2 separate regions of the Homo sapiens genome follow, and region 1 is linked to region 2. Evidence: chromatin loops called from intact Hi-C (ENCODE). Cell type or tissue: K562. All regions are shown on one strand. Each heading gives the region's core, and the rest is flanking DNA. Links, peaks and the distances in the headings are about the cores only.

Evidence for each region. Hi-C counts contacts between places; a loop is a spot of excess contacts. Peaks named below come from ENCODE experiments on the same cell type or tissue, not always from the same donor. Only the 100,000 strongest peaks of a DNase experiment are listed, where the experiment ranks them.
Region 1: a loop joins it to region 2, with 2.0 times the contacts of the local background. A loop is called at or near these places in 1 of 110 quality-filtered maps.

What each region holds. Positions count from the first base shown.
Region 1 is chr3:31,691,003-31,695,405 of GRCh38, reverse strand. The region is part of intron 7 of OSBPL10 (oxysterol binding protein like 10); the gene reads left to right. Among named protein-coding and RNA genes, the nearest start is that of OSBPL10-AS1, 11 kb to the left of the region's middle. In K562, for the core only: a CTCF peak has its summit at 2,540 (motif pointing right); no DNase peak of the experiment used is centred there.
Region 2 is chr3:31,355,265-31,359,667 of GRCh38, reverse strand. No RefSeq gene overlaps it. Among named protein-coding and RNA genes, the nearest start is that of STT3B, 180 kb to the left of the region's middle. RefSeq lists an enhancer at 1,757-2,956. In K562, for the core only: no CTCF peak of the experiment used is centred there; a DNase peak (open chromatin) is centred at 2,527.

The sequences.
Region 1 (4,403 bases), core at 261-4,260, 340 kb before region 2:
GACTGGATGGGGTGAATGGGACATATGGGGCAATAGCAGAGAGAGGGATGCTTGAACTTGAGATTATGGGTGGCAGTTACAGATAATGACAGTGTGCCTGTTTGTAACCCTATGTGGATTTCTCAGAGGATTTAGTCTAAACTCCAGTGTTACAGATATAGAAAAACCTCGAACAGTGTATTTTGAACCCTTTCAGAGAGCACAGCTGGCTTCAGAGAGTAGGTAGAAGGTGGGGGATGCAGACTGTGGCTAAAACTAGTGGATTGAGCTGTGCTCCGGTGGTGAGGTCCCTAACCTAAAGATACCCAATTCATAGCTCATCAATCAAGAACACATGAAACAAGATTCATGCTTTGAGGCCGGGTGGCTTGTGCCTGTAATTCCAGCACTTTGGGAGGTTGAGGTGGGCGGATCACCTGAGGTTGGGAGTTTGAGACCAGCCTGACCAACATGGAAAAACCCTGTCTCTACTAAAAATACAAAATTAGCTGGGCATGGTGGCACATGCCTGTAATCCCAGCTACTTGGGAGGCTGAGGCAGGAGAATCGCTTGAACCTTGGAGGCGGAGGTTGCAGTGAGCCGAGATTGTGCCATTGCACTCCAGTCTGGGCAACAAGAGTGAAAGTCCGTCTCAAAAAAACAAAACAAACAAACAAACAAAAGATTTATGCTTTGAAAGAGCTTGCTGAGATAATTTTCTATGAGTCTTAAAGAATTATTTAAGTTGTTACTAATCAAAGAAAGAAATGACCTTATTTTAGACCTTCTAAATCAGCAACAAAATAGTAGATACATATTTAGTGTATACAGGGTAAAAATGATACCCCAACTCCTTGCTGATGGCATTATAAATTGATTGCATTTTTAGAAAGCATTGACTACGTGTCAAAAATCAGCAATGTTCACTGAAACTTTTTAAAAAATTAAAATAATTTTAAAATTTAATATTGAACAGATACAAAAGAATATAAGATATATGGATAATATAGGGCAGGGGTCAGCAAACCTTTTTTTTTTTTTTTTTTTTTTTTTTTGAGACAGAGTCTTACTCTGTCACCCAGGCTGGAGTGCAGTAGCATGATCTCGGCTAACTTCAACCTCTGCCTCCCGAGTTCAAGTGATTCTCCTGCCTCAGCCTCCTGAGTAACTGGGATTACAGGTGCTCACCATCACGCCTGGCTAATTTTTGTATTTTTAGTAGAGATGAGGTTTCACCATGTTGGCCAGGCTGGTCTTGAACTCCTGACCTCAGGTGATCTGCCTGCCTTGGCCTCCCAAAGTGCTGGGATTACAGGCAAGAGCCTTTGCACCCGGCCAGCAAACATTTTTTGTAAAAGGTCAGACAGGTGGCTTACATCCGTAATCCCAGTGCTTTTGGAGGCTGAAGTGGGAGAATCACTTCAGTCCAGGAGTTTGAGACCAGCCTGAGCAACATAGCAAGACCTTGTCTCTACCAAAACTATTTTAAAATTAGCCAGGTGTGGTAACACACACCTATGTTCCCAGCTACTGGGGAGGCTGAGGCAGGAGGATCACTTAAGCCTAGGAGTTTGAGGCTCTAGTGAGCTATGATCATACCACTGCACTCCAGTCTGGGCAACAGAGCAAGACCTTATCTTAAAAAAATTTTATTTAATTAAATAAAAGACCAGATAACAAGTGTTTTTGGCTTTGCAGACCGTATTGTGTCTACTGCAACCATTCAGCTCTGCCATTTGACCACAAAGGCAGCCGTAGAAAATGCAGAAATGAATGGTTATAGTTTGTTCCAATAAAACTGTTTGTCAAAGCAAGTGAAGATTTGGCCCATGGGTTGTGTTTGTTGACCCCTGGTATATAGAATCACACTACAGCAGACATCATGTTCTCACCACAGGTTTATGGAAAATGACATCATTACCTGTGTACGCTTTAATGGATATATAACATTCTACCACATTGCTGCGTTATTTACTTTCCCAACAAATAGTCTGTGGTTGGCCACGTTGTCTCTTTTTGGCTTCTTGATGTTATAGGTGATGATATAGTGAACATCTTCTTAGGCATACAGCCTTTTTCCTTTGATTGAATTATTTCATTAGGCCCAATTTCTAGCATCAATCACAATATGCAAAGATTAACATTGCTGTGCTTGAGCTTTTTTTTGTAAAAGGGAAATTTTAATGAAAAGGGTCAGAAGGCCAGTGTTTATCCTGGAAATGAACCCCACAAGGCAGAGATATGGACCTCAGGGGTCTCTGGTCTCCCTGATCCTGCTTCCACTTCTCTTGCCAGATCCCTCCAGCTGTTCTTCTCCCTGAATCTGGTTTTCAGTATACTGTCAAGCAAAGCCTGTTATCTCTCCCGAGTGTTTGCCTTTTAATAGAAGAGAGAGTGGAGACCTGGCTTCCCTAAGCTTGTCTGTGTAAATCTGTTTCATGAGGCGACACAGTTATGCGATCTCCATTCTTTCTCCCTTTCTGTCCTGTTGGCAGCAGTTCATCAATCCACACTTCTAGAAAGAGTGACAGTCACAATGGTAGTCTTCAGGCCCCTTGGGGGCGCTGAGCAACCCAGCATGGGCCTTGGCCAAGCAGAATTGATTCTCATTCCAGCTCTCCACTGACGTAGCCATTGTAAATTGCAAAACCTCTCTGGGCAGTTTCCTCATCTGTAAAATGGAATAGTTGTACCTGCTTACAGACATCTAAGAAGATTACATAAGATAATGAGTGTGAAACCCAAGCACTGTGCCCTGGCTTGAGCTCTAAAAACAGTTTAAATCTGAAATATTTCATATATTCTTACAGCAATGTTTTTGTCTTATACAATTGTTTCTCCTTTTTCTCTGAGCAGGTGACTGATTGTTTACAGAAGTGTCAGAGGTGGTCTCGGGGTTGCTCTGGGCATTGTGAGTCATTTTAGCTTTCAACATTGTCACTGAAATATTATGTGACAAGTTTGTGTCTAATGCCTGTTGCTCGTATCTTCCCTGGTCTCCAAATGAGGTTACTGATTCCTGATTATAGGGGTCTATAATCTGAGCCAGCAAAGAATGAGCGTTTCCTGGATACTAGGTAGGCACTGGACTAATTTAACACTGCCATTTAATACTCACAATCAGCCTAGAAGGTTGGTATTTTTATTTTCTCTATTTTTACAGCTGAGGAATTGAGTCCTGGGGAGATGAATTTGCCACGTACACATGGCTAGTCACTGTTAAGGGATGACGTTCTGCTCCCAACTGAATTCCTTCTGTGAGCTGATGTCTGGGACTCTGGAAAAACACAGGGATTAACTTCAACAGATATCTTTCTATATAGTAAATATCTTCTTGGAAAAAGTAAAATTTTATTTCAAACTCTTCCCATCTGACAAAAATTTTAATGAATGCTTTTCATAATGTTTCAGGCACCATGAAATGGGTGTGAGGGAACCTGGCAGGTTAAGGAAACCTAGGGAAAAGGTTGGCTAAGTCAAGAAACCTTTTGCAGTGTGAATTGTCTGCGCTTTATTTTGTAAAATTGGATTTTTGTGTATTTCTCCTGGTTTTCTCAAAATAGGACATAAATGAACCTTTGCGGTGGTGGAGGCCTCTCTGCTTGCTTGTTTGCACTGGGTGTGTTTGCCAATCTAAGGATAAAATACGAAGATGGCTCCCAAGGTTATGAAGTCATGTTTCTTTTTTCTTTCTTTTCTCTTTCTTTAAAGAGACAACTCAGGCTGGCATACAGTGGTGCAATCATAGCTCCCTGCAGCCAGAAAGTCCTGGGCTCAAGTGATCCTCCTGCCTCAGCCTACAGATAGCTAAGACAACAGTAAGACTACAGGCTTGCACCACCACACCTGGCTAATTTAAAAACATTTTTTGTGTAGAGACAACAAGGTCTTGCAGCCAGGTTGGTCTTGAACTCCAGGGCTGAAGCGATCCTCCCACCTCAGCCTCTCAAAATGCTGGGATCATGGGTCTGAGCCACTGCACCCAGTCAACTGATGTTTCTTTGAAGAAAATTGCACCTACTCTTGGCCTTCTATTTGCAGAGGCCAGCTGTGCTCCCTGCTGTGGGGAGGGGACTGTCCCTCCTTCCAAGTGTCCTTCGCCTTCCCCTATGGGTGATTGTTTATTTCGGATTTCTAAGAGCCTAAGATCCCAACCTGAAGATTGGTTATTTACTTTTAGATTGATGCAACTTTAAATGTAATTAATTGTTCTCTGAGTCCCTAGTGCAGATCCTCTCTTTTTTTCCTTCCCCCCAAATAGTTCACTGTCTTAATTATGTTAACGGAAGAAAAGGCAGTCTTTATTGATGGCTCGGTAAATCCACAGCAGTGATTTCAGGTCATTTGGATGCCATCAGTCTGAACAGCTGGGCCGTCACTCACCCTCTGTCAGAGGCAGACAACCCAATTAGTACTCACCACT
Region 2 (4,403 bases), core at 90-4,089:
AATCATAACATACATGCACACGTATATGTGCACACACACACACAAGCACATGGTATGATCCCAAGTTGGTGAGAAGCAAATAGACCAAAATGCCAACGATGACTTTGCTAGGATTATATTCTTGTCTTCACTTCGCTTGACCTGGGGAGGTGAGGATTTGGGCCATCTATAGTGAAAACCATATGGCTTTCATGATGAATAAAACTCATGAAGGAGCGTGGCCCCATGGACTCTATGGCCTTTTACCAAGCCGAATCTGTTTAAACATCAATCCTTATCTGTTTGTGTAAACCTTCTTGACCTTGGAATGGGAAGAAGCAATTAGGAATTATTGGCCTTGTTGTTATATTGGTACCTTCCTCAAAACCAACTTGTTGGAGTTGAGGCATCTTAAAAACAACAGGATAAAATCATCCTCTCTGGGAAATACATATACACATATGTCCACATTTTTTTTCCTAACAACTTTTGCAATAACAAGATGAAGTAAAAAGTTAATTACAAATATATGCCACAAGGTCTACATTTGGGCATATATGATGTTTTTCTAAGAGATTTGTAATAGTAGCACTAGTATTCAGCTAGTGAATGCTTTTTCTTGATATTTATTTACAGAAAAGGTACTTCAGATTGGACAGATGTTAACAATGCAGTATCTTTTTTCCACGATAACTTTGTTTTGTAATAAGAGCCTTTTGCTATGATGTCTTTTTGACTTTTATCATGTGGGGTATAGCAAGATGCTGTTGGTTTTATTTCCTCCCCATTTATCTGTTATCTCAGTCATGCTACATAGTCACACCCATTTGGAGTTAGGCATATACCAGATAAGATAAGAGAAAGGGGCCTTTCACAGTGTAACTCAAGGATGAAAAGAGAGAAAGTTTCTCATAGCATAATAATGCACAAACATTGATTGTCTTAAAGAATAGTTTCCAAACCACTGTTTGTGTACACCAAAACCACTGGACAACTTGTGAAATCAGATTGCTATGCTTTATGTCCAGACTTTCTGAGTATTCAGTAGGTCTGAGTTGGTGGTCAAGATTTTGCATTTCTCATTTCTCAGGTGATGCTGATGCTCCTGCCCTTGAGCAGGATGATTCAAGACCAGTGGTTCTGAATGAAATAAAATCTTTTCTTTTTTTTTTTGAGACAGAGCCTCACTCTGCTGCCCAGGCTGGAGTGCAGTGGCGTGATCTCAGCTCACTGCAACCTCTGCCCCCACTGGGCTCAAGCGATTCTCCTGCCTCAGCCTCCCAAGTAGCTGGGACTACAGGTGTGTGCCACCATGCCCAGCTAATTTTTGTATTTTTAGTAGAGTGGGTGTTTTGCCATGTTGGCCAGGCTGGTCTCAAACTCCTAATCTCAAGTGATCCACTCTCCTCTGCCTCCCAAAGTGCTGGGATTACAGGCATGAGCCACCACGTCTGGCCTGAAGTAAAATCTTAATTACAAATATATGCCATAAGGTGCACATTTGCGCATATATGGCTTTTTTCTAAGACATTTGTAATAGTTCTCATTTTGAGAACCACTGATCTTGAATCAATGAATCAATCACTGATGGCTGCTATCCTTCATCCACTGCCCTCCCCTTTAGATCACTTGAGTGGATCAAAAATTTTCTCTGAGTCCTCAGGTGATAGAAATGAATGACTGACAACATAAGCTGAAGACAGAGAAAAAGAGGAGGTGGGATACAGGTGAGATGGTGATGGAGAAAAGGGTTTAAGAGACAGGGATCTATGGGAAGAACAAAGAGTGAGTTTATGGGGCTAGATTTCTTCTTCAGCCCCAAAGAGGTACGAGTACATGAGCTACACGAGAGTACAGAAAATTGGATGCCAAGCTCATTCTGCCTGTGTCTCTGGATGAGCTGAATACAAAGCACTTGGAATTGACTATTACAGATTGACTCAATTTAGGCCACAACAGGTGTTTTGAACTTGAAGGAAAATACTGGCATATTTCTCTGAATACTGTGGGTGTCACTGTTCTCAGTAGTAGAATTCATTATGACCCATGCTGATGTTGTTTATGGTAAAAGAGCTTCAGGTGAGCCTTGTTTCCTAGAAGGAAGGGAACATTATAGCCAAGTTTATAATGAGTATAGGGTTAGTGTAACAGAACTTTCAAAATCAAATGATGTCACTCCCTGTTTAAAATCTTCCCTTACAGTGGTTCTCAACCTTAGCTGCCCGTAAAAATTCTCTCCTGGGGAGTAAAAAAAAAATTCCTAATGCTCTAGCCATATGCCATATCATTTCAGAATTTCTATGCTTGAGACACAAGCATATTTTTCAAAAGTTCCAGGTGATTCCAGTGCAGCCAAGGAAGACAGCCACTGCTCCAGTGGTTTCTTATTGTACTAGAAGAAAATCCAAATTATATTCCAGGGGTTACCAGCCTTCATCACCCTCTTGTGTCTTCATCACCATTTTATGCTTTCTCCCCACTTGCTCATTATACTCCCTGTAAAGGAGATGGCAGCACTTTAGCCTGGAGTAGGCCGAGGCGGCCTTCCAGCACAGCATGACTCAGCAGGTTTGGAGCACAGGCTTACAACCCCACACATTACATAACCATGCCCCGTGAGGCGCATTAGGTGATCACTCACGTGAGCTTGTGCTTGGCTTGGACGGAGCCACTATTGTCTGTAAAAGGTATAACTACCCGAGTAATGCTGTACCTATGTCTCACCCAGGCTCGTGGCTGGGCTCACGCCCAGAGAGAGAATAAAGCCATGTCAAAACTGCCTGTGATTTCTTGAGTGTTTTTCTAGTTACCCTTTACCTGCCCACCGACTCCTCTTGGACCTCAGTTTGGCCTAGAACCTGACACTCCCCCAGCACTGAACTCCTTTTAAAAATGTGTAATTGTTGTAATTATTTTGGGTACACAGTGATTGTATATATTTTTGGGGTATGTGTGATGTTGCTCCAGGCATACAATGTGTCATGATTAATCAGGATAATTAGGGTATTATTACCCATTTATCATTTATATGTGTTAAGAACATTCTAATTCCACTTTTTTAGTAAATTTAAAATATACAATATATTATTAACTATAGTCACCCTGTTGTGTTACTGAATACAAGATCTTGTTAATTTTATCTAACTATATTTTTGTACCTATTAACCATCCCCACTTTATCCTCCACTTTCTGCTGCCCTTCCCAGCATCTGGTAACCATCATTCTATTTTCTGTGTCTATGAATTCAATATTTTTGGTTTTGGTTCCTACATATGAATGAAAAAAATGTAAAAAGCAGGCATATTTGTCTTTCTGTGTCAGGCTTATTTCCCTTAACATTATGATTTCTAGTTTCATCCATGTTGCAAATGACAGGATTTCATTCTTTTTTATGGCTGAATAGTATTCCATTGCATATATGTGCCACATTTTCTTTATTCATTTGTCCATTGATGGACACTTAGGTTGATTCCATATCTTGGCAATTTTGAATAATGCTGCAATAAACATGGGAAGATATCTCTTTGAAATACTGATTTTCTTTCTTTCAGATAAATACCCAGGAGTGGGATTGCTGGACTGTACGATAGTTGTATTTTTAGATTTTTGAGGAATCTTCATACTGTTCTCTGTAGTGGCGGTACTAATTTACATTCCCGCCAACAGCGTACAGGGGTTCCTCTTTTTTCACATCCTTGCCAGCATTGGTCATTGGCTGACTTGGATAAAAGCCATTTTAAGTGGAATGACACCTTATCTCACAGTAGTTTTGATTTTCATTTCCCTGATGATTAGTAATGTTGAGAATTTTTTATATACCTGTTGGCCATTTGTTTATTTTGAGAAACGTCTATTCAGATCTTTTGCCCATTTTAATTGGATTATTATTATGATTTTTATTTTCCCCTATTGAGTTGTTTAAGCTCCCTATATATTCTGGTTATTAGTCCTTGTCAGATGGGTAGTTTGCAAATATTTTATCCCATTCTGTGGATTGTCCCTTCACTTTGTTGATTATTCTCTTTGTTGTGCAGAAGCTTTTTAGCTTGATGTGATCTCATTTGTCCATTTTAGCTCTTGTTGCCTGTGCTTTTGAAGTCTTATTCAAGACCTCTTGACCCAGACTAATATACTAGAGTGTTTCTCCAATGTTTTCTTCTAGTAGTCTCACAGTTTCAGGTCTTAGATTTAAGTCTTTAATCCATTTTGATTTGATTTTTATATATGGCAAGAGACATACTTTCATTTTTCTGCATAGGAATATCCAGTCTTCCCAGCACAATTTATTGAAAGGATTGTCCTTTCCCCAGTGTATGCTCTTGGCTCCTTTGTTGAAAACAAGTTGACTGTAGATGTATAGATTTATTTCTGGGCTCTCGATTCTGTTCCATTTGTCTTTATCTCTGTTTTTATGCCAGTAGCT